5 separate regions of the Mus musculus genome follow, and regions 1, 2, 3 and 4 are each linked to region 5. Evidence: chromatin loops called from intact Hi-C (ENCODE). Cell type or tissue: heart. All regions are shown on one strand.

The links. A loop is a pair of places that touch in the nucleus more often than their neighbours do. Peaks named below come from ENCODE experiments on the same cell type or tissue, not always from the same donor. Only the 100,000 strongest peaks of a DNase experiment are listed, where the experiment ranks them.
Region 1: it touches region 5 in a loop (2.6-fold over the local background); 2 of 42 quality-filtered maps call a loop at or near these places.
Region 2: it touches region 5 in a loop (3-fold over the local background); 2 of 42 quality-filtered maps call a loop at or near these places.
Region 3: a loop joins it to region 5, with 2.1 times the contacts of the local background. A loop is called at or near these places in 2 of 42 quality-filtered maps.
Region 4: it touches region 5 in a loop (13-fold over the local background); 2 of 42 quality-filtered maps call a loop at or near these places.

The regions. Positions count from the first base shown.
Region 1 is chr6:48,013,620-48,018,619 of GRCm38, forward strand. It overlaps a transcript of Zfp777 not described here. Among named protein-coding and RNA genes, the nearest start is that of Zfp777, 32 kb to the right of the region's middle. In heart, a CTCF peak has its summit at 2,797 (motif pointing right); a DNase peak (open chromatin) is centred at 2,712; H3K4me3 peaks cover 732 bases; H3K27ac peaks cover 571 bases; H3K27me3 peaks cover 4,789 bases.
Region 2 is chr6:47,796,687-47,801,686 of GRCm38, forward strand. It overlaps Pdia4 (protein disulfide isomerase associated 4), which reads right to left. Exons shown (of 10, transcript NM_009787.2): 7 at 4,252-4,403; 8 at 2,500-2,656; 9 at 1,679-1,912; 10 at 1-217. Among named protein-coding and RNA genes, the nearest start is that of Mir704, 4.5 kb to the right of the region's middle. In heart, a CTCF peak has its summit at 2,549 (motif pointing right); a DNase peak (open chromatin) is centred at 2,555.
Region 3 is chr6:47,786,340-47,791,339 of GRCm38, forward strand. It overlaps the pseudogene Rpl31-ps7 and Rny1. Among named protein-coding and RNA genes, the nearest start is that of Mir704, 15 kb to the right of the region's middle. In heart, no CTCF peak of the experiment used is centred here; DNase peaks (open chromatin) are centred at 2,142 and 4,592; H3K4me3 peaks cover 1,005 bases; H3K27ac peaks cover 1,144 bases.
Region 4 is chr6:48,084,467-48,089,466 of GRCm38, forward strand. Zfp746 (zinc finger protein 746) reads right to left here and starts at 2,127. Exons shown (of 7, transcript NM_001163475.1): 1 at 1,849-2,127. The coding sequence starts at 1,872. In heart, CTCF peaks have their summits at 1,530, 2,174 and 3,040; DNase peaks (open chromatin) are centred at 1,615 and 2,205; H3K4me3 peaks cover 1,963 bases; H3K27ac peaks cover 1,420 bases; H3K27me3 peaks cover 344 bases.
Region 5 is chr6:47,875,094-47,880,093 of GRCm38, forward strand. It overlaps Zfp282 (zinc finger protein 282), which reads left to right and starts at 2,462. Exons shown (of 8, transcript NM_146175.3): 1 at 2,462-2,743; 2 at 4,907-5,000. The coding sequence starts at 2,579. In heart, a CTCF peak has its summit at 2,491; a DNase peak (open chromatin) is centred at 2,488; H3K4me3 peaks cover 2,335 bases; H3K27ac peaks cover 1,714 bases.

The sequences.
Region 1 (5,000 bases), 140 kb after region 5:
CCAATTGCTGGGATTACAGGCACGGGCTACACCTCAGTTTCTCTCTCTCCTTCTGTTAATATCTATGTTCAATTTACATTAAACACTGTTCTTCAAGAACTCTGATTTTAGTTCACCCTGACTTGTCCTGAGATGATTTCTTCCTTCCTTCCTTCCTTCCTTCCTTCCTTCCTTCCTTCCTTCCTTCCTTCCTTCCTTCCTTCCTTTCTTTCTTCCTTCCTTCCTTTCTCTCTCTTTCTCTCTCTCTCTCTCTCTCTCTCTCTCTCTCTCTCTCTCTCTCTCCCCCTTCCTTCCTTCCTTTCTTTTTCTGAGATTCTTTTGTTTTGAGACAGGGTTTCATGAAACACAAGCTTGCCTTCATCTAACCATGTAGATGAGGATGACTGAATCCCTGATTCTGGTGCCTCTATCTCCCAAGGGCTTAGATAACTGGAGCTCACCTCTGGGACCAGCTCTGACATAGGTCAATGATCTCAGCTCTATCTTACTCTTCAGGATCCTACAGGTGGTGCAGAGGGCAGAGAGTGCTGGTCCACACAGACAAGCACAGAAGAAGCCGGGAAAGTTAAGCTACCAGCCACCTTCATAGGAAAGAGATGTTTAACCTGTCTTCCTCCTGGAATGCTGAGAATCAATACAGTTTACAGCCTGTTGATCCTTTGCTGTCTGATGAGCTGGGCTCTATGTGTGCGTATCTATCAGAATTTATGTTTTACTTATCCCAGACCCCTTTTCCCTAAAACCTTGAACATTATTTCTAGGCCATAAAACTCACCCTTATGAGAGATGTTATTTGTACTTTAAAGTGACTTCTATGCTCTCTTAGGGCCAAATCCTGACTCCCACAGGGGCTGTGTTTATCTCAGCCATTTTCCCTAGAGAATTCTCCCTAGACCCTTATCTTGGGTATTGCTTCTAAGGCAACCAAAACCCATCTTAAGCATGAAGCCACAGGTACTTTGTAGAGAGGGTCCATGAAAACACGTCTTAAGCATTGTTGTACTCTCTGGGCTGAGTTTATATCTGAAAACTTTTCCCAAAATTGTGCTATGCTTAGATATGGCAACATTAAGTGAGCGGATATCGGACTCTGAGAAGTCCTGGCCCAGCACAGGTTACCTAAGTCAGGTAAACCGAGCTTGATTTTCCCTCACGGGGAAAATTTTCCATGTAAAGCCTGTAGGGGCCTCCCGTGGAAACCAAAGAGTCTGCTGCTGAAGCTGGTGGGTCTACAGCCAAGCACTGCTGAGCCATCATCAGAAGCATAAGAGGCAGGCAGAGAGCAGATTCATTACCAAGGCTGCAGGTTTCTGTACCTAAACTGGGTCCTTTTTCCCTCTAGGAATTGTGGAACCAATATGAAGCCTGAGTAGTGAGTCCTTTATTATTATCCAAGAATAGGAGATGTGGGAGATAAACCCCATAATAAATTCTTGGTGTCTAGGAAGCTAGAGAGTAAAGGAAATGGGGGCAGGTGGGCTCAAAGGAGAATGGTAGTGTGCTTTTTGAGAATGGGAGATTTGCCGGGAATTTTGACGACTCTTTCTCTTTCCTACCTCATCCCTATTAGTGGTTCTTTGCAAATATAGCTATGGAAATTGTTGTTATGGCAAAGGATGGTGTGTTCTTTAGCATGCAAACAGGATTTATGATGAACTCACAGGGTGACTAGTGGTCATTCCGTCAACCATCTTTTAAATAGTAGTTCCTGATGGCTCACCTAAGGAAAGACTTCTGGCCTACAGGCACCCTGTCTTCAAAGATAAGAATGGGGCAAAGTGGAAGCTCAGTTGGGCACAGAGGCAGCACTCAGACTAACACATCCAGAAAGGACCTATCTGTCCCACATTGAACTTAGACTTTCTCCAAAATTGTGAGAGAACCGGTGGGTGTGGTGATGCAGCAGTTGGAAGACTGAGGCAGGAGGATGATGAAAATGTGAGGTCACCAGCCAGGTCCATATAGTAAGACCTTCCTCTCAAAAGACAGTCTGGAGGATGGCTGACCCATTAAGAAGACCTGGGTTCAGTTCCCAGTTCCCACACAGTGTCTCTCTCATAAGGTGTATCCATACCTCCAGTTCCAAGGGACCCAACATCTTGTTCTGACCGTTGTGGTACACATGTAAACATGCAGGCAACACACTCGTACACATAAAATAAATGTTAAAAACAAACAAAAACCACGAGAGCTTGCTGCTCCTGCAGAGAACTGAAGCTCAGTTTACAACAGGGGATTGGGTGCCTCTGGCCTTGGGAGCTGCACTCATGTGCACACACATGCTCAAAGGCACATACACATTTTTTTTTAAACATAAACCTTAAAGGACCGTGAACTTCTTCATTCCTTTCTCCTCGCTTTTGGCTTTCTTCTCTGCAACTGGTTTGAGCACTCGGTTGGGAGTAAGTCTCGGTATCTATTATCACCTGCAAATTCCTGAGGCCTCGCCTTGGTGTATGCACAATTGTGTTTGCTTGGGGATTTGGAGAAAGAACCCGCAGCACAAACCCCAGGGAACAAGGCCGTGCTGCCCCGAGGGTGCAGAGAAAAAAAAAAAAAGTTGGCGTTGAGGCATCGCTGCAGTGGGAAGGGCAGGCTGCTGGCGAGGAGGTTGGGGCTGGCCTTTCTGGGGCCAGCCACCCCTGGGCGTGGCGCGGGGACTGGGCGCGCGGAAACCGCCTGCGCCACCACCACCACCGAGAGCCCCCCCCCCCCCTCACATTCCTAGAGCGGCCACCAACAGCCAGGTGGGCGCCGGCCTCCGAGGCCCTCTCGGTGCTGGCCGCCAGGGGGCAGCACAACGGCCAGCACAGCCCGACGTGGTGGGGGCCTGCAGGAGCTTAGGTAGTGTGCCAGGCCTATGGAGGCCAGGGAGAAGATGCTGGGAGGAAGGACATTTGGAATTTACACCATTAAAATTGGTTTAAAGGTATAAACAATGATCTATTTACATTTATTGAAAATATAAATATAGAACCCAAAAAATACTGTTCGGGGATTAGAAAATAGGATGGCTTTTTGGAGCCTTGGCTCGTTGTCTCACTGCCACACACGTGTTTGGGATTTGAGAGGTTTCTTTAAAAGTCCTTGGGGCAGAAGAGATGGGCCATTCTGGGGGTTCTCTGGGCGTCTGAAGGGCTTGCCCCCTCTGGAAGGGGTTAGATGATGGGGTAGGGAGATCTTTCCCAAGGTCAGAGCTTCTAATCGTGCCAGAGAGAGTGGCCAGACAGCTAAGCCAGGCATCTGAAACCAGAGTCCCAAAGCCTGGCTTATTCCGGATTCCAGCAGTTTATGCTCAGTTCGAAAGGTGGAGTGGGGTCCTTGGTACCGGGAGGCACACCACACCATCTTCCTTAGGTCTCGCTTTCAGCCTGCCTGTCTTTGGATTCCTCATGAGACCTCTACGTACCTTTCTCTCACATAGCAGGCACCCATTTGGAGGGTTTGGCAGGGGCCTGGAGACGCTACCGAGTACGTGGGCTAAATATGAGAGGCATTACTGGAGTGAATGCATACTAAAAGATAGTATCGTTTAAAAGTTTTAGATTTTTTGTTTGTTTATTGAGGCAGACTTTTGCTATAGCCCTGGCTGGCCTCTGTAGAGCACATGCTGGCCTCAGCCTCCTGAACACTGACATTGCTGTGCCCCCACACAGGGCACTGGTTTGGGATTGTCTATAATTAAGAAAGTATTTCTGATTGGGAAGGTGGTGTTGCATGGTGGTCTTGAGAGCTTGGGAGGAAGAGGCAGGGTTCTGTAAGTTTGAAGCTAGCCTAGTCTTCTTCATAGCAAGTTCCAGACCAGTCAGGGCTACCTAGTTCCATCCTGTTTAAAAAAACCAAAAATCTGTTCCCACGAGGCCAAGTTTTTATCATTGTTGACATGTAACATATTTATCCATGAGATTGATAAGCCTGGGTGTCAGACTCCAGAGCAAGTACAAAGTAAGTAAAAGCTGTCCCCATCTGTAGGGAAATCAAACGCATGATGGCCACTAAGTGCTACCCCTAGGAGGTACCTGTAATCCCAGGGCAGTATAGCCTCTCCAGGATGCTTACAAGGTATGAGGCAAGGTCCCCGATTCTTCCCTGGAAAAGGCAGTGGGAGCATGTGCTGAAATTATAATGGATCCTTTAAGGACATCTGTGCTGTCATTTCCAAAGCCTTCCAGGAATTCCTGGTGAGTTTTGGCTTCTGAGATTTTCCTGGTGAGTTTATGGGGACTTATCATCTTCTGATAGGAATATCTGCCAAGCATGTGAAACCTGAAAGGAAATTAAAGTTAAGAAACTTCGCTCCATCCAGGAATGAGGTAACTATGGCAAGTGTCACTGAATAAATTAGACATCCAGAGCTTGGTTTGAGACTGGGAAATGTTAAGAGTCACAGGTGCTTGGTCAGAACCTTAGATTTAAAGCAAGCTTCTCTCTTGGTAGTCCAGAAGGCCAGGCAGACAGTGGCCAGCAGGAAGGATGCGCTACTATTTAAATGGTTCCATTTAAACAAGGGACTTAGAGGCTGCAAACAAAAGTTTGGAACACTGACAAAGTGCAGAAAAACTGAGCTGCAGATTTGGCCCATCTTCATATAGTTGATAAAGCTTTGTGTCTTGAATTTGGTTGTTCCAGCCCTTGGGAGATGAGGCAGACGGTCATCCTTCCATCCACAGTGAGCTCTCCACAAACCTGCGCTCCATGAGGCCGTCTTTAAAAGGGAGAGGGGCAGCAGGCTCTTCCTAGTGACACACTTCATGTCGACATCACAGGTCTGAAAATGGCTACAAGTCCTCATGCCAGATGGTAGCTAATGCATATTTCTTCTGTCATGATTAGGAATGAAATTGATCAGCAGGAAAATAAGTTGTTTGTTCACTTAAAAGTTTCCTCAGGCCAGGCGTGGTGGTGCATGCCTTTAATCCCAGCACTTGGGAGGCAGAGGCAGGCAGATTTCTGAGTTCGAGGCCAGCCTGGTCTACAGAGTGAGTGCCAGGACAGCCAGG
Region 2 (5,000 bases), 78 kb before region 5:
ATGACCAGGTCCTTCTGGCCCTTGTATTTCTTGCCTAGGCTGGTATAGATAGGCTCTAGCTGCTTGCAGTGCCCACACCAGGGTGCATAGAATTCAATGAGGACGTCCTTTTTGGGGTCCATCACAATGGCATCAAAGGTCTTTCCCACCACCACCTTGACTGGTCCCTTGTTGTTCTTGGGTACTGGCTGTGATTTGATGACTGGCTTTAGTTTTCCTGCCAAAACAAAAAGAGGAGGTGTCAGTACTTAAAACCCCATGGATCCTGCCACTCTATCTGAACCAGGCACTGAGGCAACCTGAACTACCAGGAGTTATTAGCCCCACTCACAGGTGGGGACTTAGCCCCTTTAAAACCTTCCCCAACAACGGGCAATATTCTATAATAAAATTATCTTCACTCTCCCAGTCTCTACAAAATTCAGTCTAACAGAGACACTGACCAATGCAGGAGAACTATTGAGCACACTAGGACGGAGTCTGAAAACCCCGTGGGGAAAACATCAACTCTGTGATGACAAAAACAAGTACCCAAAATGGGTAAGGGCCCCGGTAGGTACCAAATGGCCAGCAATGAGAATTAGGTGCTTTGCTCAGTCAGGACAATAAAGACTTGGAGTCTCATAGCAAGTGTTCCTCATATTCAAAAGATTGTTTCAAAGAGCTCTGAAAAGTTTCTAAGTCATGCTTGCCTTTTTTCCTAAAAATAAAACCAAAACCTACCAACCAAACTAAAAACAAATGAAAGAGGAATTATGAGGCACAGTGACACACAACTACAATAACAGCATTCTGAGAGGCTGAGGCAGGAGAATCACAAGATTGAGGCCAACATGAGATACAGTAAGGCTCTGTCTCAAAAAGCAAAAACAAAGAACAGAGAGTCTGTCTCCATTTTCCCAACCCCAAGGGACAGGAGAGGAAGCGCCTAGAGTAAGACTCTTGAGTGCGAGTGGTCGGCAGCAAGAGACGCTCCAGGTCAAGTTCTCAAGTCACAGAGCTTTCAGCTGCACCTGACTGGGATGCATCTGGAGATGCCTCCTGGAATCCTTGCCTAACCACAAACTGTGGCTTCTTTAGACTGATGCTACTGAATGGGCCCTCATCCGGCTTTTGCTTTCAAAGTAAATACTAGAAAACTTGCCAAAATGAGGAAAAAGTAAACCTCCTAATGTCTGAAGTAACATTTAAGTTGTCTTGGTACCGAAGAGTTTGGGGGGTACATCGGCACTTTTTCAGGTAACTAAGTCAGAAAATGGGTTGGAGAGGGCTTAGGAGTGAGGAGGGGCAGGGAGTAACAGGGGACCTACCAGGTCTTTTCTGTGGACTATGGAGAGTGAGGAGGGGCAGGGAGAAACAGGGGACCTACCAGGTCTTTTCTGGGGACTATGGAGAGTGAGGAGGGGCAGGGAGTAACAGGGGACCTACCAGGTCTTTTCTGTGGGCTATGGAGAGTGAGGAGGGGCAGGGAGAAACAGGGGACCTACCAGGTCTTTTCTGGGGCTATGGAGAGGAGATTAGGTGGCTTCCTCTATCATGTGCTACCTTATTCTTTTTTTTTTTTTCCTTTTTTTTTTAAATCATTTATTCATTCTTGATAAAAGAGTCCTTTGCTGGCTCGGAAGCTTCGGAGTGTCACCTGTCCTTGTGAGGCACAAACATGTGTGGCCCAACTCACCTTTTTTAAAAGCTGTGACAAATTCCCGGAGAGTGTCTGAATCAAACTCCTCTGGCTCCATGGCAAACTTCTTCCCGCTCTCGTCTAGGATGGCTGCATTGACATCCTCTCCACTCTCACTGAGCCCCAGGTCCTTCACCTCCGTGGCATAGTCTTCCTCGTCAGCAATGGCGAAGGTATACTCAGGGAAGTCCTTGGCCACCTCTAGGACTTTGTTACGCCAAAACTGAGTAGCTGAAACAGACACAGGCTGTGAACTAAGTGGCTGAGCAGAAGAACTGTCCTGCCCTGGACTGTGAGATTCAAGATTCTGACACTGACGCTCTCCGACAAGGCCCAGACCCAGAAGTACCTCGACCAGATAGGAAAGGATTTCTGGTATAGCAACACTGTGTAAGCAGCTGGCTTAAGGATAGAACTCCAACTAAGCCCCAGGAGACCTGGGTACTGGCAACACAGCTCTGTCTGAGAAGCCAGTTCAGCACCAGATCTGCTACATCATCTCTATGAAGGTACTAGGCTTGACTTTTTTTTTTATCGTCTATTTTCTTGTTTGTTTTAATTTTTATTATAGAATGCATAGTATAATACCTCAGGATTGGCACTGTTTTCACCTGTTGAGCCAACTCTTTAGCCCTAGGTTTGACTCTTAACTCCCCTTTTACTAAATCAGGAAGGAAAAAGGGTACTTTATGGCTCAGAACTCGAAATCCGATGCTAGAGGCAAAAATATGCCCATACCACTAACTTTAAGGGTTCTAGAACAAGATGTCTAAAAATGGTAGCCCCCGCCCTATAAAGGTGTTGGTAGGGTCTCTCACCAGCTCTGTAATCAAAGCTGAAGTCCACACTGTAGTATACAACCACCAGGGGGCGTTTGCTGTACCGCTTAGCATCATTAGAAGTCTTACGATGGCCCACCAGGGGCAAGGCATGTTTCACTACATAGTCCTTAATGGCTGATGCTTCTGTAGAGCCCTGTGTCAAAGACAGCATAGACTAAGAGCAAGCACAATGAAAAGGGAGCTCTAGCTAACGTGCCGTCAGAGTCACTGTCAAGCACAGATGTTTGTGTGAGCTCACTCACCCCATCTAATCACACCATTTCTTCTGACTGGAACTCCAAACCCAATGAGAAAAAGCTTAATGGTCTTAAACAGTAACTATACACATGGACTGAACCATGCGGGCTTTTCCATAGTCAGTTAACTGAGGTCCACAAGAGCCCTGAAATCCCTTTTACAGATGACAAGGTGAGATACAATTGCAGCTAATAAATGGCCAGGCAAGGCGCTGCAGCTGGCCACACGCAGCCACACCTTTAACCTTCAGATTGTACTAGAGAGCATTCAGATTGTACTAGAGAGCAGGGAAGCCTCAGATTAGAATTTAGACTCAGGCGAAAGACGTGGTTGGTGAGCTGTCACACCGAGCCCACTTTTTTTCTCTGGGGGCTGTGTGCTGAGGGCATAGCATTCACACAAACAGCTGTACTCAACTAGGCTCCACAATGGACTCCTCTAATGATGGCCTATATGGTTCTTCAGTGAGATGTTTCATCAGTATCAAGGAAACCCAAGTTTGCATGGCACCTAAAATATATGTCAGAGTGAGTGTCTAAAGGGACACAGAACTCAGGTTTTAGAGACTGGAGGTCACTAGAGCTCACACTTAAAACTCAAGGTCACTCTTAGATAGTTCTTGTTGAGGTAACTCAAGCACTTTATTCCATGTGGAGGAGGGTGGGATCCAGGGGTAGATGCTTCTCACTGGTTCAGTCTGAGATGTTAGGGATGCTCTATCTGCATAGGGAACGTAGGTCTCCAGGTCTTGTCCCTACATGACTGACTGTCAAGGCCCTCTTAATGGGGTGTCGTAGTTATATATTCCAGGACAGGTAGAGCTTGACAGGGAGCTGGCCCCATACCCACCATTCTCAATTCTGAGATCTCCCAGGGTAGGAGGTCCACTTGCCCCACAGGGTCCCATAAAGACCCAGAGCTCCAACACCAGGAGCCTCAGCACAATGGACCAGCATCATCAGGGAAAAATACAACACTCACTGATTAGGCTCCTGTTCTGTGCCCTGAAGCTTAAGAGTGGGGTGAGAAGCAAAGGCTGGGAAAGGAGGTTTGAATACAAAAGGAGTGGAACTCTTCCACAGAATAAGAAAAAGAGGTTTGGCTTTTCTGGATGAGGTGTGTTAGTGGGGGTGGGTTTTAAGATTTCGAAAGCTCTTGTATGCCAAGCCCAGTTTCTCTGCCTATGCGTCAGGATGGGCCTTGCAGCAACCGCTCCAATGCTTGCTGCCTCTTACCATGCTCCACACCAGGATGACAATGGACTAAACCTCTAAAACCACATGCAAGCCCCCAGTTAAATACGTTCCTTTTTGAGAGTTGCTTTGGTCATGATGTCTCTTCATAGCAATAGAACAGTGTCTAAGACAGGTATGCCACACCCTGTGGGCAAAGAAAATTCTCCACATTTCAAAGTCCAGATGCTGTGCACGTAGAATACCCAGGAACTGACATAGCAGAGGACGCTTCACGCCTCTGAAGAGCCCCCCTCACCTGAACATCCATCACGTGGAACCTGGGCTCATACTTGGACTGGAACTTCTCAGGGTGTGTCAGCACCAACTTCCCCAGGGAGACTTTCAGGAACTTGGCTATTTCAGGGCTGAAAGTGTGGTGAAACTTGTAATCTTCTCTCAGGTTGTTAGCTGACAAATGAACAGAATATATTAAATTGATTAAGTAACAGTTTTATGACCCTCATTGGCCAACCAAGTGCCTGAAGGGTATGAATGCTACTGTAAATTCTGAATGGACTTTATTCATTCATTCATTCATTTATGTGTGTGTGTGGGAGGGGTTGTTGTTGTTTTTTCGAGACAGGGTTTCTCTGTACAGTCCTGGCTGTCCTGGAACTCACTCTGTAGACCAGGCTGGCCTCAAACTCAGAAATCTGCCTGTCTCTGCCTCCCAAGTGCTGGGACTAAAGGCGTACGACACCACTGCCCAGCTAGTAGCCTGCTTCAAAGTTCAGCACAAATATAATATCTAAGTCTTCCATCTTAGAATTTGTCAGAAATACAAAATAATACATTCACAGAAATTTAGAACTGTTTGTTTGGAGCAAATGTTTCCTCCTATCTATGACAAGTAGCAAACTGGAACCCAGGACGACAGTACCTCTCAGAGAACATGCAAGTACCATATAGTCCTGTGACTTTACACTGAGGTTTCATACCTAGTGCCCTTTACAGAGGTTTCAAGCTCTTGTCCCGAGATTAAGAACTCTGCATTTAGCCAAATCC
Region 3 (5,000 bases), 89 kb before region 5:
TCTTCTTCTCGCCCACTCTTCTTTACGGGAGCCATTCTGTTGGGACCAAGTTGGAAAGGCACAACTGGAGGTTTTATTAAGGATCTTTTAATACAAACGTTAAGCACAAGTGTTAGAGAGATATGCTCATTTAAAAATGAAACAAAAAATAAACAAAAAAAAGGCATACTCAAGTGTAGGTTAGGGCTTCTAAAGGGGGGGGGTCTCAATCCTCTTAGCATTAGCCACATACCGCCCATTTGGAGTTCTCTAGACTTATACTTAAAACATTTGCTAAGAAACCATTTTGTTTTCTTTTCTCTACCTTTTGATAGGTAAGATTATAAGGTAGTTCTACCAATAAAATTATAATCTGTTAAAGACCAGAGCTATTCAGCATTTAGTACATGTCTTTTCCCTGTGTCTTAGTCAGGGTTTCTATTCCTGCACAAACATCATGACCAAGAAGCAAATTGGGGAGGAAAGGGTTTATTCAGCTTACACTTCCATACTGCTGTTCATCACCAAAGAAGTCAGGACTGGAACTCAAGCAGGTCAGAAAGCAAGAGCTGATGCAGAGGCCATGGAGTGATGTTCTTTACTGGCTTGCCTCCCCTGGCTTGCTCAGCCTGCTCTCTTATAGAACCAAGACTACCAGCCCAGAGATGGTCTCACCCACAAGGGGCCTTTCCCCCTTGATCACTAATTGAGAAAATGCCTTACAGCTGGATCTCATGGAGGCATTTCCTCAACTGAAGCTCCTTTCTCTGTGATAACTCCAGCTGTGTCAAGTTGACACACAAAACCAGCCAGTACACCCTGTAAAGGAGGTTTCTGAGAAGATTCCCTAGAAAATTGCATGTTTATATCTGGGAAGGACAAGGGCCTGGAACAATTGTTAATTGTGCTGAAATCTTTGTCTGTGAGCAAGAGACTTCAATAACAAGCAAAGGGTGAGAGGTTCCTCTCCCTTCTAATGTTTCCATACTTTTCTTTCTCAACCTCAGCAAAGACTATTCCACAATCTTATTATACAGAGCCTTGCTTCCAGCTTTCTCAAGGTTGTCAAAGGCCTCTGGGTGCGACTCAGCTGTGCAAGTGTCTCTTGCAAGTGTCTCTGAGGCTCCCCTTGGTATTCCCACAAGAAACTTAGCCTTCTTTCACATTTTTCTATATTTTCAAACTCTTGAGTTGATTTCCTTCCTCCAAAAAAGCTTCCTTTCTGAAACATGTATTTTTACAGTTCTGTTTTAAAACATGACACTATTTTCAACTTTAAATATCTCTTAATCTTGTTTATTAAGTCTTATTAAATAGTAGTCTTTGACCCTGCTGATATTACTTTAAAATTCTTAAATATCTACAAAGCTTTTCATTTTGCTCTTTATGTTTCCTAAGTGAGTCAAACATTGTAGAAATTAAATAAAACAACCCTTGCCTTAAAAAGTACCAATAAAAAAAATAAAAAGAAAACAATGGGCAGGAAGCTATTCATAGTTACCCAGTCTCCTTCCTTTACTGTCTTAGGACATGTAATGTCTTAGTCAGTCATCGCTGTTATATATCTGTTTATTAGTCTTGGCCTGTGATTGATTTCAACAAACCCTTTTTATTTATTACTTGTTTATTTGTCTTAGAGGAGAACAATCGAGTATTTTTCTGTATCCTCAATGATACCATAAACATATTGCCATTTAACTTGTACAATTTCTAAGATTAGAAAAATTATATGGGGAGATGTAAGTTTCAAAAAAGACTAGTCAAGTGCAGTAGTGAGAAGGGGGGAAAGTGTAGAACAGGAGTTCAATCTGTAACTGACTGTGAACAATCAATTGAGATAACTCACTACCTTCGGACCAGCCAATGCCCATGGTCTCACGCTGAACTAATTAAAGGCCAAGTACCTCATCACTTTTCAGTCATGGTGATTTTTCTATTGTATGTGTAAATTACATCATAACATAGATATTGTGTTCATATATAAAACTCTGGAAGTATCTGGTCATTAATACCTTTGATGACTATCAGCCATCAAAACTCGAAGCCGCTGATATTTGCTGAGCATCTTGGGAAAGACTTGCAAATATATCATTTCGTCACTAGGGCGTTTCTCCTGGACTGCGAAAGGCTCAGTAGCTGCTGATGGGCCTCCTTTGTCCGGTTGCTGTGGGTCCGCCACGATCCGTCTTCCGATAGGGCGGAAGCTTCACTGTCCATACCCTCGTGCTTTTTACCCCTAAGTCCTTCAGCAAAACTGTGCCCTAAAACTAACCATTTTCCCACGTGGGTAGTCTGCTTCCAGAACTACCACTACCCGCTCTTCCCCAAGCCCCAAGTGACCAAACCCAAACAAAACAGGCAAGCAGCCCCACCAGGCCAGAGCAAGGCTAAATACCCGGGCAACTTTGATACTTCTGAGGATTTAAGAGTTGACAGGGTCAGAAGGCAAAAAACAAGGCAAGTGGAATGGGGGGTGGGGGGGAGCAAAGAAGGGAGAGAGAGAGAGAGAGAGAGAGAGAGAGAGAGAGAGAGAGAGAGAGAGAGAGAGAGAGCTCTAAAACATCGGAGATTAATATGAATGCAAAAAGTAGCCAATTGGACAGTAAGGATATTCTGAAGCGAGGTAGGGTTGTAATGAAACAGGCTGAAAACTGTCAGATTGCATCAGCCATTCCAGATAGCAACACCCTAAAGAAGGGTAGTGACTCCTGTCATATAACCTACCAACTAGGCTCTGTTGTTACAGATGCCCTTTTCCCAGAAATGTCCCTGGGACTCTTCAAACACCTGCCTCAGCCCGAAGAAATGAAAAAGTGTCTCTTAGTCTATTAGGTGATGTCAGCAAACTTAACCCATTTCCTGGAGACACAATATCCTTCATCTTTACTTCCCTCCCAGGTCTCCGCTGACCCTCCTGAGACTTTCTAAGACCCTTGTTGCTTTGCAGTCAGTGCTACCTGTTTGCTTAATAGAACCTGCTGCTTCGAAGCAGGCGCTAATATACTTTTTGCCTGAAAAATGGTCTTTGCCTCTCTTGAACCTCCATCCTACCTAAAAACTCAACAAAATTGACAGGGAAAATATAAATGAGTTTATAAAAATGACTCATTCAGGTAGGGCCTAGTGGCAGTTTCCATTTGTCCAACATCTGGGGGGGGGGGGGGGAGGCAGATCTCTGTGAGTTTGAGGCCAGCATAGAGACTTTCAGGCCATCCAGGGCTATTTAATGAGATTTTTTTTTTCAAAATAATAACACAAATAGCTTTATTATTATACTATTATTATATATTATTGATGTGTTAGAATGGTGGGTCACATCTCAACAGCACACTAGGCCAAGACAGTTCCACATGGGAGAGATTTTATTGGGAGAGAGAGAGACAAGGTAGTGGCAGAAAGAGAAGAGGAGAGAGAGAGTGAGGCAGGGAAGGTGACAACAGAAAGAAAAGTGGGAAAGAGAGGAGGGGCGTCTATGGAAAATGACTGTAAAGGTGGGAGCTGAGCCCAATGAATTCTGGGAATATGATGGCCATTGTCTTGACAACAGGTCACACTGTCGCCTATGTGGTGTCATAGGTTTGGGAGGTCCTGATGCCAACAATTATTATATATAACAATATAATTATATTACATATTATATAACTATATTATATATTATTATACTAGATTATTATACTTAAGATCCATGTAGTAGCAGGAAAGAGCAGCCTATTCTTTGCTGGGCTTTCCCTGGCAGGGGTAGCAAAGCCTGCTCTACCCATCTTCCACCCTTTTGTCTAATCTGTAGCACCCTATCCTCACTGGCACCTAAATTCCAGGGAGATACAGTCGCTGGCTCTTCTTCCTTTGCCCAATACCATTTTTCACTTGCAAAGTCAGTGTGTTAACAGAGAAAGTAGGGAGTCAAAGAAAAAATGAGCATTTTTCTCTACTACAGTCCTTCAAAGAACTTCTCCAGCCTTGGAAATCAGCTTCTCTGAATGCAGGATCTTTCACCTGTTGCCCCATGAAATACCCAAGATTACGTCTCATTTCAAAAAAAGGTAATACTTTAAAATGGAGCAGTCTCAGCTGGACAGTGGTTGTGGTGTGTGCATTTAAGCACAGCACTTGGGAACAGAGGCAGGCAGATCTCTGAGTTTGAGGCCAGCCTTGTCTGCAAAGAGATTTTCGTGACAGCCAGGGTGACACAGAGAGAAGACCCTGGAACTGTGGGGGGTTTCAACCCCATTTCCCTAAGTCCAAGCTTGGGAAACCATCCCCCCCACACCCCCACCAGGATCAGTGTTTTTAATAGAAGAGCCGTACTAGAACCTGAGGGCATTAGAATGTCAGATCCAACTTATTCCTGATGAAATATCTTCCTCATGGTGCAAACAACCCCCTTAGGACCCTGGGAAAGCAGAATTGCAGATTATATGGTACAGACAGGTACTCAATAAACAGGTTGAAGGAATGAATGTATAAATGAAGTTGAGAAAAGTATTCGTTATTTTTCTGTTGCTGTGATAAACTACCATGGCTAAAACAGCTTACTGTCCCAGGATTTTCCCTGTCCAATTACATTAGTATAGAGGAGGTCTGTGATTGGACAGGGAAAAGGGAGGCGGAGCTAAGAGTTGCTGAGTCAGGGAACAGGTCAGAGTAGAGAGGAAGGAAGATGATGTTGGTTATGAATCAGCTTGGCTAAGACCAGCCACAAGTTGTTACTATATAAAGGTTAGAATATTGGGATAATTTGTCTAATCTAGGTGGGCAGCTTTTATCATTTTCAATTGGCTCTGAAATTATTGTATTGGCATTTGGTAAATTGTGATTTTATTTATACATAAATCTGACTGGGTAACTACAAGCTTTAAGATTTTACCAGGTTACTGGGTGTTGTGATATGCACCTCGAGGGTGGCGGCTCCATTTAGTTACTGGAATGTGAAATCACCGACTCCATGGGTTTATGGCTAAGAAAGAACTAGTGGCTCCAGGGGCAACACGCAGGTGCTGGCACTAGCATGGGAATGAACT
Region 4 (5,000 bases), 210 kb after region 5:
ATAAACTATAATCTGGTGAGGAAGGCAGATAGTCATACTTTTCACATGTGCAACAACAATCATAAGACTGATGCATCCCTGTCATTGGGAGTGGCATAGAGGCTTTAGTGACTACCTACTGGGGATAAAGAACACATTTGGGTAGGGAATGGGAGGAGCTCTTCCATGTACATCTAAGGTGCAACCCACAGGGTAGATCAGAGATCCTGTCATGGGCGCCATTTCTGGTCAGTGCCTGAAGATGGATGTTTCTTATATTCTAGAAGAATATTCTTGAACAAAAAAGATTGGTGACTGTTTGCAAACAAACAAACAAACAAACAAACAACAACAAAAACAAAACAAAACAAAAAACCAAAAAAACCAAGTTCTAGAAACTAGTGTGGACTCATCTGAGTTGCTGAGAACCAGAAAATGGGAAGACATGAGAAAATGGGGACATGAGAGCTTGACCAGAGGCAGAAAAGCTTGCCTGGGTGGTGCTCAAGAGTTCCTCAGGCTGTACAGAAGGAAGGACACTGGCTCTGACTGGGGACGTTCAGTGGGTCTCAGATGGGTTCTGACTGGCAGAACTGTTAGAGGGAGCAAGTGCTGTGGAGGACACTTCTGGTCCCTTACTCCTCAGGACCAGCCCTGACTGGGATTGCCCCAGACTAGAGTCTATTTCAGACGTATCCTTGTACTTTGCCACCCATTCTCTCTGCTGCAATCTGTGTGTTACACAAAGACATTTGCACAAACATCTATCTTGTTGATGTCATTCTTGTTTAATTTTTTTTTTTAAATGGGGTCCATGGTCTTTGACCTGTGTAGTTGGAAGTAGGGGTTGTGCTCTACTGAAGCCTAGCACCTTGCTAACTTAAAGCGAAGGTGGGATAGTCAATTGCCAAACAGCTAGGGAAGCCAGTACTCTGAGACCGGAGTCACTGATGCCAATTCCTTCAACTCTTTCCTACCCATATGACGAAGCCCAGGCCTTCCCAGCCCCTTCCATTTCTGCAGCCTCATATCCAAAACCATATCTCCAGGCTTGTGGACCAGTTTTGCACTGTCCTGTGTCTGGCCCTTGCCTCTCTTTGCCCAAGCCCTAGAAACCCTAGCTAACTCAACTCACAGAAGCACAGATTACCTGGCTGGGCGGGAGGAGCACCAGAGTCTGCTAAGCACCTGCATTCGAACCTCCACCAGGTTGGCTACGACCTCTTTCTGTTCGACCATAAGGCTACTCGTGTACCTGGACTGCTTTCCTTATTACAGACATTGAACTGTGAGAGCACTGTCTTCCCACACTTTTCTCGCTGAGATTCTTGGCAAGTTAACTTCGTTGGGCCTTCAGCTTTTCTTTTGTATGAAATAATAACTATAATAGTTACTACCCCACAGGTTTGCAGTGCAGACAAAATCATGCCTAAACCGGGCTGAGTGCAGCGCCAGCCTGGCTGGACAAATACGAGCAGTCCTCGCGTGCCGCCTGAGGAGGGTTGGGCACATAGTGGGTGCTCACTGTCTACAGAATCGACGTCGGACACCTCCCAGGTGCCACCAGGCCGCTGGGGGGAGCTGGGAGAGGGAAGCACCGGCCCGGCGCTGAGGAAGGAGCCCGGCCCGGGGACGCGCAGACCGGGAACTTGGCGCAGGTCGGCCTCCCGGGCGCGGACGGCCGTTCCCTGCGCTCGGCTCCACCCGGTCCGGTAGGCCCCGGAGGACCTCGCGGCCGCCCGCCGCAGCCACAGGACCCGCAGGCCCGGTCTGGCCCGGAAGCCCTCCTGGGGCCTGCGGCACAGTGTGCTGGGCCCCGGCCTTCCGGGGCCCGAGGCCGCGCAGGCCAAGCGCGCGGGCCGCCCTTACCGGAGCCGCGGCCGCCTCGGCCATGGCCCTGCGCTGTCCTGCTCGGCGCGAAGGAAGTCGACGCCGCGGCGCGCGGCCCCACGCAGGCCCGGCTGCCGGGTCCTCTCCGCCGGCAGCGCCGCCCGGGCCTGCCGCTACCTTCCCCGCCGCGCTCCTCGCAGGCCGGCCTGCTGCCGCTCCGCCCGCAGCCGCACCGCCGCCGTCAGCGCCCGGCCGCTCCACACTGCATCCTGGGAGCCGGTGCCGCGGCCAGGCCGACGAAGGCCCGTGAGGCTTCCTGGAGGCAGCGCGGCGGCACAGCTCCACCTGCAGCTCGAGCGGCGAACGGCAGCGCCGGCACCCGCTTGCCGCCGCGCTTGGCCCCGCCCTCCTCACGAGGCCCCGCCTCGGCCCGACCTCCGACCACGCCCCCGCATATCGCCACGCCCCCCGCGGCGCCAGTGCTCACCAGCGATGTGCCACCTGGTTTGGCGGTATAAAACTTGGGGGTACGGCCTCGGCAGGCAGTGCGCACCCCGGCACGGTCACTTCCGCAGCTGTCCAGCTGTAGCACGCCTATTTTTGCCTTGAAATGGAATGAATGCTTCCAACAATAGAAATATGGCTTGATAAGTCACAGTAGGTTCTCTGTAGGATTATGTATGTGTGTTATAATAAACATTTTAATGACACAAAAAATGTGGGGTTTCTATAGTATGTATACTATAATAAACATTTTAATGACATGAAAAATGGGTTAAAATGCCATCGTTTAAAATCTTTTTGAATGCAGTTGGAGATACAGTTCAACGGCTAAAAGTACTTGCTGTTCTTGCAGAGGGCTGGGTTTCAGTTCCCAGCATCTCACCACAAGCTGTAGTTACCGCAGATCCAACGCCCTCTTGTGATATATCAGGTAAGCGTGGAAAGATGTTGAACGAGAGTAGTCCGGAACTACTTCATTTTGGCGTTAAAATGCGTAACAAATGTATAACAAGATGTGTGTTATCATGTGTATTATTCATGTTCATACAGTGTTCATATAAAAGGTTATGTCTAACAAAGTTTAGGTAGGTTTGGAAGCATGTCCATTAACGTAGTGCCAGTAGACCCCAGACCCCTAATTTTTTTCAATTCATATTTTTGTTTTTTAATAACAAGGAAAGGAAGAAAAAAGTCAAAATGTAAAATTTCTCCAGAAGCCTAGTGTGGAGCCCCGTGTGGCAAAGAAGATGTATTGCCATTCAGAATTGCCTTCCATGCCACCCCCTAGCAGGAGCCTGCAAGACCAGTGCCTGAGATCTTTTTGTTGTTGCCATTCGTTATTTATTTTATGATTTACTTTTATTTTTGATTATGTATATGCACACATATGTATGCAAATATGTGTACGCGTGTGCAGGAGGTCAGGGGTCTCAGGTTCTGGGAGCAACCTGGGAACTGAAGTTTTGTTCTTACTCTTAATAACTGACCCTCCTTCCCCAGCTCCCTGACTGTGCTGGCTAACTTTATGTTAACACAAGCTATAGTCATTTGAGAGAGGGGAATCCTTTTTTTAAAAAATATTTTTATTAGGTATTTTCCCTCAATTAAATTTCCAATGCTATCCCAAAAGTCCCCCATACCCACCCACTCCCACTTTTTGGCCCTGGCGTTCCCCTGTACTGGGGCATATAAAGTTTGCATGTCCAATGGGCCTCTCTTTCCACTGATGGCCGACTAGGCCATCTTTTGATACATATGCAGCTAGAGTCAAGAGCTCCGGGGTACTGGTTAGTTCATAATGTTGTTGCACCTATAGGGTTGCAGAACCCCTTAGCTCCTTGGATACGTTCTCTAGCTCCTCCACTGGGGGCCCTGTGATCCATCCAATAGCTGACTGTGAGCACATCCACTTATGTGTTTGCTAGGCCCCAGCATAGTCTCACAAGAGACAGCTATATCGGGGTCCTTTCAGCAAAATCTTGCTAGTGTATGCAATGGTGTCATCGTTTGGAGGCTGATTATGGGATGGATCCCTGGATATGGCAGTCTCTAGATGGTCCATCTTTTTGTCTCAGCTCCAAATTTTGTCTCTGTAACTCCTTCCATGGGTGTTTTGTTCCCAATTCTAAGAAGGGGCAAAGTGTCCACACTTTGGTCTTCGTTCTTCTTGAGTTTCATGTGTTTTGCAAATTGTATCTTATAGAGAGAGGGGAATCCTAACTGAGAAAAACAAATGCCTCCATGGCCTTGACATCAGCACCAACCTTCAGGTTTCTGCCCTGCTTGTGTTCCTGAACTACTTTCTTCAATGGTGAATGATGCTTTGAAGTGTAAGGAGGAGAAACCCTTTCTTCCCCCAAGTTCTTCTCATGGTGTGTTGCATTGTGGCAAGAGAAACCCTAAGTCACGGACTGAGATCTTAACACTTCCTTTATCCTCTCCTCAGCCTGCGTGGTCTGTAGGGGTGTGAGAAGGGATGGAGCCATTAGAATACATCCTTCTTATTGTGTAAAAATTGAATTTACCCTGGGGACTGCCCTGGGTGAGCACTTATTCTTAATATTTGAGGAGGCTGGTTCCCCAAATCTAATTTTCTTCTTTTCCTGCTAGCTCAGCTGTGTTCTGAGATCTCCAAAGTCTTGGGATTGCCTCTCAAAATAATTACCCGGATCCCCTGACATAGAGTCTGTTCTTCAAAGGATGAAGTCCACTCTTACCCTTACTACAGGGGACAGCTCTGGCATCTGCCCCAGGTCCTTTCCTATTGTTTCTTTTGGTACTTCTTCCAAGGAGGAATTCCCCCCCCCCCACCCAAAGCATCTCCTCTGCTGGGGTGAGCCCATAAGTGGGACTGGTTTTATGATCTAGAGGAATGTTTTTAAGGAAAACACCTGGCAAGAGTACCATTGTAGAGGTGAGCGCAAAAGAGGCGATCAGGACCTGTGGTTGTTAGCTTTGCTGCAAAGTCCTGGATTAAAAAAAGAAAAGCCAAGGCACCTTTCCACTGAAGAGCCACGCCCACATGTGGTTCTTATTTTCTTCAGCTTTTCTTTGGAGACGCCCACAGCCACGCTCTCAGCTGTGGTTTGCTTTTTCCTGAGTATCTATCCTTCTGCTAACCTTTGTGTCTAAGTTGATATTAAATATCTTTATTAACTCCAACTCTTCTCTGTTTAAAAAACAAAACA
Region 5 (5,000 bases):
GAAGAGCCTACTTGTTAAGTTAGGCATGGGGCAATATCAAGATAGACATGTTATCCTCTTTACTTAGCTAAGAGTAAGCCTAGACATTTATTTTATCAAATAAATCTCCACCTGTCTCTGTCTGCAGAGTGCTGGGAACAAAGGCATGCATCCCCACATTGGCAAAGGGGTAAAGAGTAACTGCCTTTCCTTAGCGCCTACTATATGCCAGACATTATAAGTTTTCAATACTAAAGTAGACTAGCATACCCCCTATTTATATATAATATGGGAGGTTTAGAGAGATTTGAGAAAAGGTAGATAAATGTTTTGAAATGTATGAGACCCCTCTCTTGTCCTCTCCTGCAGCCATCATTTCAAATACACTGTCCAGAGCACAAGCTGTAGAAGTTTTAGGAGAGACAATGGAAAACAGTCAATGCCACCTGACAGGTCAAGGGCCAGGCCTGAATCTATCTCTTGTAAAGAGTGTACATTAGCTATGATAGTTTAACCAGTTGTCCATTTTGCTCCTCAGGGAGCTCATAGCCAGTGACTGAGTATCTCAGCCTCCTCAGTCCCTTGGTCATTGGAGCACCTGATATAGGGACCATAACCAATGTAGCACCAGCAGCACCCACATTATGCCCTTTTTTTTCTTCCAGAAGTATACCTTAGCCACCCCATACCCTTCTGCTTGTATAGGTTTCTATGCCCTGTAGTTGGTAGGCTTAGTGGTTATAAAATAATGCTAATATGGTGAAAATGTGCATTTGAGCCTGCTTAAGTTGAAATTTTTGTTGTTTTTTTGTTTGTTTGTTTGTTTTTTGAGACAGGGTTTCTCTGTATACCCTGGCTGTCCTGGAACTCACTTTGTAGACCAGGCTGGTCTTGAACTCAGAAATCCTCCTGACTCTGCCTCCCAAGTGCTAGGATTAAAGGCGTGCGCCACCATCGCCCAGTTTAAGTTGAGTTTTTTTTGTTTTTTGTTTTTTGGTTTTTTTGTTCATACAATACTGTGAACTAGACCCCCAGCCTAAGCCTAATCTCTGCTACACAGTAAAAGTGTGAATGGCTGTGTGAAAGTCTACCTGCGAGGAAACTGGATTAGACACACTGTGTTGTTGTCTTTCTGTGTAAAAAGGAACATTGATATGACTCACTACATACTTAAGGAGGGACATAGTAATCATTTTATCCTGAGGACATAGCTTAAACACTTGGGACTAACTTAGTCCTCTGTTTCTCATTTCTAGAAAAGAGAATATAGAGTTGATATCCCATAGGTCAGAAAATGTCTTCTCAGATGTGGGTTGCCAGTAGAAAAGCATTTGCCTGGAGCTTCCCAGGCTGGGCTTACTCGGTTCCTCTACTAATAGTGGACGTGATGTTTACAGTGAGATATATGCACTTGCATGCATGCACAACTTGTAACCAGGAAACGGAAAAAAAATCACTGACTTCTGGAGCATAACCTTCATAGAGGATAATATGAGTCTATGAAATACTCATTCATATATCCTGGAAGCATACCTAATAAAGCACTCGATAACTGTCCTTCTGAAGATAGCCCCTCTGGCACCCCACCCTTCCCCGTAGCTTCATATTGTTCTCAAGTTTAAGTGTAGTAGAACTCATGGCTTCCACCAGGTCTGACTTTCCACAAGGTGATAAGCCTTAGAGAGCTCAGTCCAGACAAGATAAGGACTGGCCATTTAGGAAGACAAAGTGGACAATATGCTACAGATAACCTACAGGGATTTATCTTTGATGGGTAATTACTTTTTTTTTTTTTTAGACTGGCCTGGAACTAATTATGGAGACCAGGCTGGCCCTAAACTCCACCTACCTCTACCTCTCAAGTGCTAGGAATAAAAAGTGTGCACACCACATCTAGCAAAAGTATCTGGGAGCCTACTATGTGCCAGGCATTAGTTCCTAATTTTTCAACATTAAAATAAGACAAACATAACACCCCACCCTATTTATATAGAACATAGGAGGTTCAGAGACAGTAAATGTTAAAAAAAAAAAAAATCACAGCCAGTGGCAATGTTGCAATTTAAACCGAAGAAGAGTATGCAAACCACAAAAAAACCAACCAACCAACAACAACAACAAAAAAAAAACCAAACAAACAAAAAAACCCCACCTTATGCCTAAGCAAAAGCTGACACATAGTAGGTGTTCAGAAAATATTTGGGTAAAATTTTTACAAGGGTGAGGCACCATTTTCTCCTGGGATGTCCAATGCATTCCTAGAAGTAACAGAAAGCAAGCCCCACTGTCCAGGCCGCAGCTTGGGACGTGAAGATCGACCACCCCAGCCAGACCTAGAGGCCGGCGGTCGCCGTCAGATTTCTTTGGGGGAGGCGGTGGCCCCCAGCCTGGAGTGGCCCCCGTCCAGCCCTGCAGGCGGGCAGGAGCTCCGAGGCCATTGGCTGGCGCGCCGGCTGCGAAGGGCGGGGAGCGCCACCGAAGGGGACTGTTTGCTCCTACGGGCTGTAGATGGAGCTGTCCGGCCCCGGCAAGGGGGAAGGCGCCTGGAAAACGTTCTTCTTCTCCCTGGCCGGCCCGAGCGGGGAACAGCACTCCCAGGATGCAGTTTGTGTCAACACGGCCGCAGCCTCAGCAGCTGGGCATCCAGGGTTTGGGGCTGGACAGCGGGAGCTGGAGCTGGGCCCAGGCTCTGCCCCCGGAGGAGGTCTGCCACCAGGAGCCGGCGCTACGCGCGGAAATGGCCGAGGGAATGCCGCCCATGCAGGTGGGTGCAGCGCCCGCGGGCGCCATGGCCGCGCCGCTGCCGTGGGGGCGGGGCGGGGCCGGGCCTCGGGGAGCCTCGCGGCTGCCGGGGCCCCGGGCGAACGGCGGAGCGGGCCTGGTGCAGGCCCGGAGCGCCAGGCCCTGCCGCGCTGCCACGGTGCCGCTGTCCGGGCCGGTGCGGCCGGGACCCGGGGCCCGCAGGATGCGGAAGCCGGGGCTGTGTTGCCCGGGACCTAGCGCGGTAGTGGCCGCTTCACTGAGCAGGGACTCGGGTTCCTCTTGGCGTCCGACCCGCCTGGGTTTGCGGCAGGCCTATTCCCGGCCCACAGAGGGAACAGTTTAACCATGTTTACACTGTAGCCAGTTTAATAAAAGGGTTTAAAGCTGTTTTATTGCTGTCTTTTTCCGACTATAAAGAGCAGCCCACTTTTCCTCTGTAGAACGGATGAGCCAGGGAAGGGACTGGGAGGGGACTTTGTCATCTTGGGTTGGCAAACTTGCCTGCATATTGGAATCGCCAGAGCAGCCTAAGACAACTGACTACGCCCAAACCGCATCCCCGAGCGTTGTCTTGGGGTCCTGGGGGTGAGAGAGAAGGCTCCAGTTGTTTCTTTAGGCTCCGTAGGAGATCTCAGGGTGCCTAGGACTTAGCTGGCACGGCCTTGGGTATACAGCACAAGGAGAAGGGTTAACGTGGTTTAACATCATTGTCTCAGAAGGGAGACTGAGTTACCTGAAGACTGGACTCTGAAGAAGCCACCCCTGTGTTCCCATTTGATTCTCAGTCAGGACTTAAGACTTGACAAGTCAATATGAAGACCTTTGGTTGTTTTTGAGCAAAATGACCAACTGTAGGTCTTCAAACCTGCGGAAATGCAACCAGCCTCAGACTTCCTACACTTCCATTGTCAGTCTTATCCCCTTCTCTGAACAAGGCCCCGGTGAAGCCTCCATAAGCCCAGTGGATGGCACTGACAGCCATCCAGCCACCAGGACCCAGCAGGGGCTGGCATTCCTAGGGTCCTGTTGTTCTCACTCCCATGTCAGAGAGGAATTCTCAGATGCTGTGGGGTAGTCTTCTGGCTATCACAGCTTCTCAGAGTTTGAGGAAAATAGTTCATGTGATTGTCAAAAGCCAGTCAGTCCGGCTCACTTCAAAGCAATAGGATTCCACTTTTCCCAACTGGAGGGCCCCTTCACCAGAAGCAGAGAGAACCAAGAGAGAAAGGGACATATCTTCTGGTCTGTGTTGTCATCCCGCACACCCTGACCAACCTCCACTTTTCTTTCTCTGTTGTAGAGCTCAGCACACAGCCTATATCTAGTAGAAGAGAAAGAGGCAGGCTCTGGGCCATGGGGAACCCCCTCATCAGGAAGCAGGGAAGGGAGCCACGAGGTTTTTGTTGTAGCCCTCACAGGGGTAAAGAATGTCCCTCTTCCTGTTAAAAAGTGCTATTGTCTAGTAAACCTATTTCCAGTTTGCACAGTTATGAAAAAGTAGCAGTGTGTGGAATTTTAACAGTGCCAGGTGTACCATCCAGCCTAGTATCTCTGGTAGGCCTAGTAGACATGGCAGTGATTGCATGTTTGCAAAGTGTTTGTGTTATCTGTGGCACTTAGAGCCCTGCCAGTTGGCAGGGCAGGGCGGTGCTAAAGAATGGCCAGCTGCTTCTTTGTTCCTCAATTTCATCATCTTTAAAGCAGAGATAATCATTCTTGCCCCAACCTGCAAGAGAGATTGCTCAGAAGATTAACTCCAGTCAACTTACACGGAAATTCCTACCTTGAAACAAAGAGTGAGAGCCAAATGGGAAGTCTGCCATTCAGTGTTGTCTGTGAGGCAAGCAGCTGTTCTCTTCAAAGAGAGGGTCTGGGCTATCTATGTTAGGCAGGGGGGCATGACCTAGACTTTCCAGAGGCCGAGGCAGGTGAACTAGTAACCAGCCTGGCTCTCCTAAGAAGGGAATGGAAGAGTGGTTAGTTGGATGGTGGGAGGTGGAGGGTGACTGTTCCAGCTACCACTGAGGTCATTAATGAGCCTAGCCAGAGGCAGAGGCTTGGTAGAGACACTGGGTAGTACTTGACTGCTTATCCCATTTTCAGGCCACCTTCTCTCACACACATGTTCTCATCCTGAGCTGTCACTTTCTTCCCTTGCATACAGGCTCAAGAATGGGACATGGATGCCAGGAGACCAATGCCTTTTCAGTTCCCGCCCTTTCCAGATAGGGCCCCTGTCTTTCCTGACCGCATGATGC